Regions from separate parts of the Homo sapiens genome. Here region 2 is linked to region 1. Evidence: chromatin contacts called from ENCODE POLR2A ChIA-PET data. All regions are on one chromosome and are shown on one strand. The core of a region is the stretch at or near the end of the contact, and the rest is flanking DNA. Distances in the headings are between cores, read along the strand shown.

Region 1 (5,223 bases), core at 1,790-4,289:
AAGAACACAAAAATGTACAGTTGAAAGACAGATTGGCCTGGGTTGATTGATAAGTAATGTGTGGGGTGTTTTGGCTTCTGATCAATATTTGTATTCAGTCTGCAATCTATGTATAATTAAAAAAACAGGTGAGAGTAACATCTGATTATAATTTCTCCCCAGTTAATCTTCAGAATTAAAAGATAGTAAAAGCGTTAAGAAAAGGGCAGAAAGCGGGCCGGGCACGGTGGCTCATACCTGTAACCCCAGCACTTTGGGAGGCCAAGACAGGCGGATCACCTGAGGTCAGGAGTTCGAGACCAGCCTGACTAACATGATGAAACCCATCTCTACTAAAAATACAAAAATTAGCTAGCTGTGGTGGTAGGCTCCTGTAATCCCAGCTCCTTGGGAGGCTGAGGCAGGAGAATTGCTGGAACTTGGGAGGCGGAGGTTTCAGTGAGCCGAGATGGTGCCATTGCACTCCAGCGGGGGGCAGCAGAGCAAGACTCCATCTCAAAAAAAAAAAAAAAGAAAAAGAAAAGGGCCCAAAGCAACCTTAATCACTGTATTGAAATGATTTAGTATGGCTTTTGTAAGAAAGTATTTTAAGTCATGGTCAGCATCCCTCCCTGAACTTGGACATTCTACTGTTGCCAGGAGCCCTAGATTGGCCTGTGATCAACTAAGGCTCCAGTTAGCTGTTGTGCAGTTTGGACCCAGCATTACCATAAATGGAGTCCAGCGAATTTCTAGCCATTATCAGCACACTGGATAGTTTCTGGGGGACCTTTATAAAGAAGACACCAGGAGTTTAGGTGGTTTTTAAACTGTCATTCAGGCAGCTGGTCATTGAATTAACATAGCTCATGACTTTTCAAAAATTTTCTGCTATACCTTTACTGTTCATAATTGTTACTAATAACATGACTATTATTTAGGCATTGCTTTACAGTTCACAAACATGTTTCATGTATCTTATTTTCTTAGTTATCAAGACAATACATTGTGGACTTTGTTCCTTTGTATCTTACTGGTCATGAAATTTATTTGGTTTATTTGTTATAAAAATTCAAAGTTCCTTTTGGGAGGCCAAGGCCGGCAGATCACAAGGTCAGGAGATTGAGACCATCCTGGCTAACACGGTGAAACCCTGTCTCTACAAAAAAAAAAAAAAAAAAAAAAAAAAAAAAATTAGCCGGGTGTGGTGGCAGGCGCCTGTAGTCCCAGCTTACTCAGGAGGCTGAGGCAGGAGAATGGCATGAACCCGGGAGGCGGAACTTGCAGTCAGCCGAGATCACACCACTGCACTCCAGCCTAGGCAAAAGAGCGAGACTCTGTCTCAAAAAAAAAAAAAAAAAAAATCGAAAGTTCCTAATACTGAGAGAAAGACTGCAAATAAAATTCACTGCCCTCAGCTTCCAGAGAAACCAAAAAACATAAAACCTAATAACCAAAGAATCTTGCATCTTAAGCCCCAGAGTTTACTGAATGTGTCGCAAAATACTCACCTTGACCTTGTTCTACCCAGGGTGAAGGGACAGGAGAATGTGAAGGAAGATGATGTTTGATCTCAAATACATTGGAGTAAAGAGAAACACTAAAAATGGGGTAAAGGATCCTAGACCCAGCAATGTACTTAAGCTCATTGTGCCTCAATTTGTTATCAGTTTATACTCACATTTGCCACCTTCCTTTTAGGATCATCTTTGAATTGTGGATAGAAAGATACATGAAAGAAACTTTGATAGGAATTATTAATATCTTCCTCGAAGTCACAGACCTTTGATTTTTCAAGGTAATAATCTGAAAATAGATACATGGTGAGCCTGTGTAACAAAGGTTTTTTTTCTGCAACAGGTGCCCATGTACACAGCTGGAACTGTATTTTGCCGAACCTGAGCCATCTACAACTGTGATTCTTTGATTCATAACTTTCTCTACACACTAGCTCAATAAGAATTGCTGGTTTGCCATTTTCCTAGGAACCTAGTTTTGAAAAATCTTGGAAAGAAGATAATTCTTCCCGTTTATGATATATGAACTACTCCCCTCTGTATTTCTCCTGATTCCTAGTAATTTACCTATTGTAGCTTCACTGAATAGGAACTCACTATCTTAATAGAGATCTTTTATTTATTTATTTATTTATTTATTTATTTAGAGACAGGGTCTTACTCTCTCACTCAGGCTAGAGTGCAGTGACGTGATCACAGCTCACTGCAGCCTCAGCCTCCCAGGCTCAAGTGATCCTTCTGCCTCAGCCTCCCACGTAGCTGGGACCACAGGCACAAGCCACCACACCCAGCTAATTTTTGTATTTTTTGTAGAGACAGGGTTTTGCCATGTTGCCCAGGCTGGTCTTGAACTCCTGGGCTCAAGCAGTCCTCCCACTTTGGCCTCTGAAAGGGCAGGGATTACAGGCATGAGCCACTGTGCCTAGCCTTATTTTTTGGAAACGGTCTTGCTTTGTCGCTCAGGCTTAAGTGCAGTGATGTGTACATGGCTCAATGCAGCCTCGACCTCCTGGGCCCAAGCAATCCTCAGCCTCCCATGTAGCTGGGATCACAGGTATGTGCCACCACATCTAGCTAATTTTTTATAGAGACAGGGTCTCACTTTGTTGCCCAGGCTGGTCTTAAACTCATGGGCTCAAGTAGTCCGCTTCCCTCAGCCTCCCAAAGTGCTGGGATTACAAGTTTGAGCCACCACACCCAGCCAAGAAGTTTTTCTCTCCTCAGAGAGCTCTGGTTGTTAGAAACTTCTACCTGAGAATAAGGAAACCTGTCTCTCTGTATCATGCAAATGGAATAAAATAGAAACACAACTCCTCCTGTTTTCCAGTATAGAACCTCTAACTGCTCAGGTGGACTGTCTGTCCTTCCCTGAAGTGCTGCACCCCTCTGTTATTCATCAGGTCGTGTGTCCTTATAATGGGCATTTCTATTGGTACATAAAAGCTTCCCTCTCCTGTTCACTCAGCTGCTACCCAAGTTTCCTGTGATACCAATCTTAGAAGAGCTTTCAAGTCTCCACTGCCTCCTTCCTATCTGCCTTACAGCCTGTGGTGGTTGCCGAAGAACTTTAATTACAGTGTCAGAGTGTTCAGGGACAGTCCCAACTCCCTTCATGTGAGGATTGCAGAAATGGGCTTGGATCGTATACAGACAGCGTTATGAGGCATTGCTGAAGAACAGTAAGTTCTTACACAGAAGTTGTCAACTAATATATGCATTTTCTTTGCCATACCCCAAGAGGCAGGAGCTGATTCCTATATAGTTAGGATATAGCTGACCAATGTTCTCTTTAAATGTAATTTCCATCTGCCACATTTTAAATTACAGGTTTTTGCATCAGGAAACTGTTGGGTCCAATTATTTGGTGCCTTGGAAAGGGCATTAAATGCATAGTGAGAAGATCCTGGTTTAATCTGACATTCCACTTACTAGGTGTAGAAGCTTGAGCAAGTTAATTAATCTTTGAGTCTGTATACCCAGCTGCAAAATGAGGATAATGCTTATCTTACAGAGTGTTGTGAAAGCAATGAAGATTGTGTGAAAGGGTTTCATAAACTGACAAGCACTGCACAAATGTAAGGTCCCCTAAGGAAAACCTTTTCAAAACTCAAAATCTATATGAACAGAGATACTTATTCATGTTGGGTGGAATGTTTTACAGCCATTAAAAATTGTAAGAGAAAATATATTGAAAAATACAATCTAAAATGGTGAGTTTGCAATTACAACAGTGTAAAACCTGTGTACATAGACTAGAATATGGAAAAAATGGATTACAGGGTAGTGGAATTGAGTGACTTTTGCTTTAAAGACTCTTAGGTATATTAGGTGTATTCAGTTTAGTTCAATAAACTTTTATTGAGCTCTCACTCTCCCAATCCCCGTGCTAGATTCTATGAGTGCTGAGACAAATAGGACATACTCCCTGCTCTCAGAGACTCCCATTCTGTACAGTCTTGTCAAAGTTTACTGTGTATGTGAATCACTGCGGAGCGTATTAAAAATTCACATTATCTTACTCCCACCAGAAGATCTGATTCAGTAGGTCTGTGATGGAACTAGCTCACAATTTACATTGTTTTAAACAGTCACCCTGAGTAATTCTAGTGTAAGTATTTTAATTCTGTACTGAGAAACCTGCAGTGAGATTTTAATATTTTTACACTAAACGGTAAGTAATAATTATACAAATCTGCTCATTGAAGAAGTTACCTGTTTTCTCTGCATGCTTGAGCTGGTTTTTATGTGTCTCTATCAAGGATGGGAAGGCCAGCCTGCAGTGATACCCCTTGGAACCCTTGCAGTGTAGAAACTACCACACCTCTCAACTTTTATCTCTTTTCCTCACTCCATTTCTCCCCACCACTTCTCCTAATGTTTTCTTCTTTCTATGCAAGTGTTAATCTCCCACTCTGGTTCCTTCTATGCCTAGTACTGTATCAACATCCAGGTGCTTCCCCTTCCTTTCTCCACCCCACCCCCCAGCCAGATATGTCAATTGTATTGAAAACAACTTACATCTAGTTTACTAAGTACAAACTTGTGCTGGTTAATGCTTCTCAAAAAGTAGGAGTGGGCTGTTTGTTGAGATCAACAATCATTTTTTTAAAAATCCGATATGGAAATTTTTGTGTCAAGTTTCACTGTCATTTAGTTCTTGACTGATTTTCTTCTGATGGGTTAGTAGCTCTCAACAGAAGATTTTAAAAGTCCCCTGCTCAGGTACCTGTCCTGCCGATAGAGCTGGGGTGTACCCTGCACCCTGACTCAACATTGCTTGTCTCCACATGCCTGTAAATGGGCTTGGGTGGCTTTCTCAGGCTACACACCTGTCACTTCTTAGTCACCCAGAATCAAAATATTAACAGCTCTGATCACATTTTCTGAACCTATGAGGCTTTATTTCAAGAGTGGTGACACTCCAAAATGCAGCTAGGATTTCCGCATTTTCACGTGTTAGTGTTGAAATCATTTTTACTTCAGGAAACCAAGGGTTGGACAATGGCTTCCAGACTTTCTCCTTTCGTTATGCTCCTTCAGCGCCTTATGCAAATACCGGTTGTCTTATGCTGCCATTCGTCTCCTCTGCCAGAATGTGAGGTCCGCGACAGCAGGGATAAGAATGCATTCATTTTTATATCTGCAGTGCCTTGGAGAGTGTCTGACACATAGTGGGCACTCATTTAGAAACCACCAATTGAATCATTAAGGTGACCAAAAACAGGGT
Region 2 (5,223 bases), core at 2,033-4,532, about 15 Mb before region 1:
TTGTGTCTTATTTATTTTCTCAGTCTCTCTTCCCACTTGACGAGAAATACCCACAGGTGTGGAGGGGCAGGCCCCCTTCAGTTTTGGGTTGAATAATTTATAATTGTTCAGGAATGAGACAGTTTAACTTTTTCTTTTAAATAATTTCAGATTGACAAATATTACATACAAATAATTCCTATACATTCTTCACCCAGATTTCCCAAATGTTAACATTTTATCACATTCTTTATCAAGCAAACATTGGGTACTAACTTATTTATGAACATGTCAAAATCTGCACAATGAATAGTATATTCATTTATAATGATAAAAACACTTTACATATTTTTGCTGGCAGTAGGAATAAGAACACAAGTTAAAATCCAAATGTAATCTTAATTTTATTCCCTTTATTATCTCTTTAGTAAAAAGTTAGGTCAGTTGTTTCCGTTTATTTATGTCCCTACCAAAGTAGAAACAAAGTCCAATCTTGGGAGGATGTAGCTTGAATAACTGGTTTAGAAATGTACTTATTAGGGGTACTTATTAGGGATTAGTGGATAAGTGCTTAAATGGTTGTGGATAACAGTGCATATAGGACTCTCAAGTATTTCTATAACAGACACTTGTGCGTTCTACTCTATATTTGACATTTAGACAAAAAAATCAAATGAGTTCCTTAGACTATCACTTTTTCATAATAAAATTTAAATTATGAAGGCCCGTCCAATTCTAAAATGATGTGAACTTCAGGCAGGCTGATGGCACAGCAGGCAGTGTGGTAGCATGTGTATGTGAGTGTTTATGTGTGTGTTGGAGGTGGGGAGAGGGTTACAGTTGGAGCTGAGAAAGGAGTTAGGTTCTCACATAAACTCCAGGAATACAGCCTTGGGCCAGATGGAGGCAAACAGTATTTTCCTGCCTAATTGGTGGGAGTCGATGGCCCAGAAATAGGGTCTAGAAGGGAAACGGAGCTGCAGAGGTTAACACCTGGAGGGGTAGACCAACTATCGCAACTAAACTGGTTACCATTTGAGTGCACACTATATACCAGACACCGTTAGACACTGTGCAGACGTTCTCTCAAAACTTTTCACAACCATGACAGGTTGTAAGACAGGCTGTGGGTCTTCAGGGGTCGCGGGCATCCCCTAGACACAGCCGCAGGGCCTGCATGGAGTTCGCTCCTACCGGCGACCAAAAGCGCTCGCTCCGGCTCCAGCATCTGCTCACCCCCACGCACCCTCCCATAAAGGGTGGAGCGCAGCAGGCCTGGGTGACTGGAGTTCGTGGCTTCCAGCACTCCAGTTCCCGCCTCATTCACTCGCGCCCCCCCTCCCGCGAGGAGTTGAGAGCCGTGGGCTAAGTAAGTGAGGCACCGCAGCCGCAAGACCCACGAAGGGGTCAGAGGAATATCCTGCTTCAACTGCACTCCAGCCTGGGTGGCAGAGCAAGACCCTGTCTCTATAACACAAACAGAGAAATACCAAATGTGGCCGGGCGCGGTGATTCACGCCTGTACTCCCAGCACTTTGGGAGGCCGAGGCAGACGGATCACTTGAGGTCAAGAGTTCGAGACCTGCCTGGCCAACATGGTGAAACCTGGTCTCTACTAAAAGTACAAAAATTAGCCGGTTGTGGTGGCGGGCGCGTGTAGTCCCAGCTACTTGGGAAGCTGAGGTGGGTGGATCTCTTGAGCCCGGGAGGTGGGGGTTGCAGTGAGCTGAGATCGGGCCACACTGCACTCCAGCCTGGGCGACAGAGCGAGACTCTGTTTCTAAAAAAAAAAAGAAAAAAGAAAAAATACAAAATGAAATGTGAAATTTCAATGATTCTGCATTAGGAGTTAAATGTTCCTTCCCTTTAATAGCACTTTTCCCCTTCTTTTTGAACAAGGGACGCTGCATTTTCATTTTGCATTGAGCCTCACAAATTACACAGCTAGGCTTGCTGCTGAATACGGCAGTGAGGGACATGCCATACCAGTCCTGGAGCTTCGTCATTGCCCAGACCCTGTGGATCAAATGCAGTGGGCTGCCTAAAGGATCGGACTTTTTATCCCCGGAATTGTCCAAACTATGGAGCAAAGCAGGTAAAGAGACCAGATTACTTTTAAGGCCCGTTCAATCCTAAAATGTGAACTATAAAATAAGACTAGACAGCTTTACTGATTTTTGTGGTTTATCATATGAAAACAGAATTTTGAAAGCGGAAAAATCAAACCAGTTCATTCCTTTTTAAAATTACTTTGGGAGGCCGAGGCGGGAGGATCACCTGAGGTCGGGAGTTTGAGACCAGCCTGACCAACATGGAGAAACCCCCGCCTCTACTAAAAATGCAAAAATTAGCTGGGCATGGTGGCGCACGCCTGTAATCTCAGCTACTGGGGAGACTGAGGCAGGAGAATCGCTTGAACCCGGGAAGCAGATGTTGCGGTGAGCCAAGATCGCACCGTTGCACTCCAGCCTGGGCAACAAGAGCGAAACTCGGTCTCAAAAAAAAAAAAATTACTTTGGGAGAAAAAAACCCCACCAAAACTAAACTAGTTTACACTGTTTAATCTTAACTCAGGAACCGGTCAAGGAACTAATGGTGTGGGGCAGGGGGGATGTAGGAGGAAACTTAGGAAAAACAAATCCTCCACAGGTCTCACTTGTGACATGTTAGCCAACTCCTGGGAGGCAGAAAGGGTGAGCTTACGAAACAGGTGCAAAAGTGGGGAGGAGACCTGGGCGTGCTATGGAATAACACTGGCGTCCAGCACAAAGGTTACACACTTCGAGTCATGGTCAAAGAATGAGCCTTCTCCAATATTTTAACACACAAGGGTTTCTGAAGGCAGAAATAGACAAAGGATTACAAAACACTCAGGCACACATCCCACCCGTCACCCTCGCCACACACCCGGGACCAGATTTAGAAAGCCAGGCGACAGCTCAGCAAACGCGAGACCACCGGAAACGAACCGGGCTGAGAGGCTGTTTCCTCACAGTTCTCATCCACTCACAAGTGACCGCACGTTTTGTTTTTGTTATTTGCCGAAATGTTCTTGGCTATTCCACTCACCTAAACGGTCACGGTAGCAAAACACCCAGAGTCCGGATCTTCGCCTAGGCCAACCCCGCCTCCTCAGAATACGCGAGCTAGAGCTCCGCCCACGTTAGTCAGTCCTCCCTGCGCGGCGAGAAAAATGGCGCCCCCACGTCGCGTCTCCTCCCACCGCTCGCCTTCTTCCCGGAAGCTAAGTTGTATCGCGAGATTTCGGCCTGACTATTACTTGGGCCACGGAAATAGCCAACCCTTTTCTTCCGCACGGTTGGAGGAGGTCGGCTGGTTATCGGGAGTTGGAGGGCTGAGGTCGGGAGGGTGGTGTGTACAGAGCTCTAGGACACCAGGCCAGTCGCGGGTTTTGGGCCGAGGCCTGGGTTACAAGCAGCAAGTGCGCGGTTGGGGCCACTGCGAGGCCGTTTTAGGTAGGTTGCTAAGAGGGCGAGGCCGTCCGGGCCTGGCGGGCGGGGGAGGCGTTGCATATCTGGGGTTTCCCGGGGCCCCTTCGTTGGTCCGGAGGATCGAGACTCCGAAGTCGGTCCGAGAGGGTGAAGGGATCACGGCCGCAGGCCACTCCGCGCCACGCGGCTGGTATGAGTCCCACACAAACGTGGTTGTAGTGTGGACGGGCTTCATTATATCTTGAGATGGAGGTGTTAAATCGTGTTGCGGACAAGTTTAACCTTATTACGTGATTTAAATGATTTAACCTTCGTATGTGAGGTACCCATTACTCGCGCCGGTTTTCTGCAGGTTAGGCGCTGCCGGGTGAGAGGCGCTGGTGGTCACAGCGTTAGCTCCGGGTAAAGCGCCGCTCTCTGCCCACGTGGCCTCTAAGAATTGCAGAATCCCCACGGAGGCATCGACACCCAAGTAGGAGTGTCTTCTAAACACTTCGAAAAAGTGATTATTGAGCTAGCTTTATTTTGATAATCCCTACTTTTAAAAAAAATTAACTACAGGTATACCGTTAAAGCATGGGGGCAAATTTTTGTTGAATTCCGTTTTTGAGCATTCGATATTTAATGACTTTGTAGAATCTTGTACTTAAAAAAACTAGTAAGACCTTGTACCAGGAAAATACCACAGGGGGCATTTAACAAATCTGAGCTCTTGGTGACCTTATCGTTTCATATTTTAAATATTTTGCTAGTTCATCCTAGGATTTATATGTAATGACTCATGTCAGGTCCCAAGAAGCTACAGAATGAGACAAGAGATTGACTAAGGCATGTACAATAATGAAATAAGTAGTTATCTTTAATTTTTGTTGCCATGCCTTTTTTTTTTTTTTTTTTTTTTTTTTTTTTTTTCCTGAGACAGGGTCTTGCTCTGTCGTCCAGGCTGGAGTGCAGTGGTGCAATCTCGGCTAACAGCAACCTCCACCGCGGCTTAAGCGATCCTCCCGAGTGGCTGGGAGCAAAGGCACGGGCCAACACACCTAGCCAGTATTTTAAGAATTTTTTGTAGAGACAAGGGTCTCCTTGTGTTGCTGAGGCTCACTACATACAAGCTCCACCTCCCAGGCTCAGGTATTCCACCTACCCCAGCCTCCTGACCACAGGCGCGCGCCACTATTCTGGCTAATTTCCGTATTTTTTGTAGAGACGGAGTTTCACCACGTTGCCCAGGTTGGTCTTGAGCTCCTGGGCTCAAGCGATCCGCCCGCCTCGACCTCCCAAAGTGCTGTGTTACACAGGCCTGAGCCACCCAGACCAACCTGTTTTTCTTTTTTCTTTTAGCTCACAAGAAGGAATCTTTTTCTTTTTTTTTTTTTTTTTTTTTGGTATGTTGTATACTCTCTACCATGGGGATGAAGACACAAGAATTATGATAGTTCATTGAAAAAGGTTGAGAATTCAGAACTTGTCAGTTTCCACCAATAATGGCAAAGATACAATATGACAAAGTTCAGTTGCTTAAATGAATCTAGGAATGAAGAATCTAGGAATTATAATGGAGAGGTGATTAGGAGTTTAAAATGGTTTATTGATTGGAGATCCTTTTCCTGGTTTATATAGGGCACACTTTGCTTTAGGAATTCCCCCTTTGATCTTGGAAAACGGCTTTTAATTGTACATTAATACTGTATTGGTAATTGTACGTTAAAATATGTGGCTAATGATAAAACTACATTTTTTACTTATATTGAAAGATGCTTTTGTTGGAAGGGACGGTACTTTTTTGGAATCT

What was found. ChIA-PET counts read pairs that join two places held with the same protein, here RNA polymerase II (POLR2A).
Region 2: POLR2A ChIA-PET joins it to region 1 with 16 read pairs in B cell. The contact joins the promoter of TAF1D here to the promoter of LINC02728 in region 1. POLR2A ChIA-PET finds 5 or more read pairs at or near these places in 2 of 52 experiments (B cell and OCI-LY7).

What each region holds. Positions count from the first base shown.
Region 1 is chr11:78,427,652-78,432,874 of GRCh38, reverse strand. It overlaps LINC02728 (long intergenic non-protein coding RNA 2728), which reads left to right and starts at 3,039. Exons shown (of 4, transcript NR_120564.1): 1 at 3,039-3,175.
Region 2 is chr11:93,739,554-93,744,776 of GRCh38, reverse strand. TAF1D (TATA-box binding protein associated factor, RNA polymerase I subunit D) reads left to right here and starts at 3,282. Exons shown (of 6, transcript NM_024116.4): 1 at 3,282-3,455. C11orf54 (chromosome 11 open reading frame 54) reads right to left here and starts at 3,105. Exons shown (of 9, transcript NM_001286069.2): 1 at 3,049-3,105. RefSeq lists enhancers at 1,353-1,892, 2,413-2,532, 2,299-2,984, 3,113-3,622.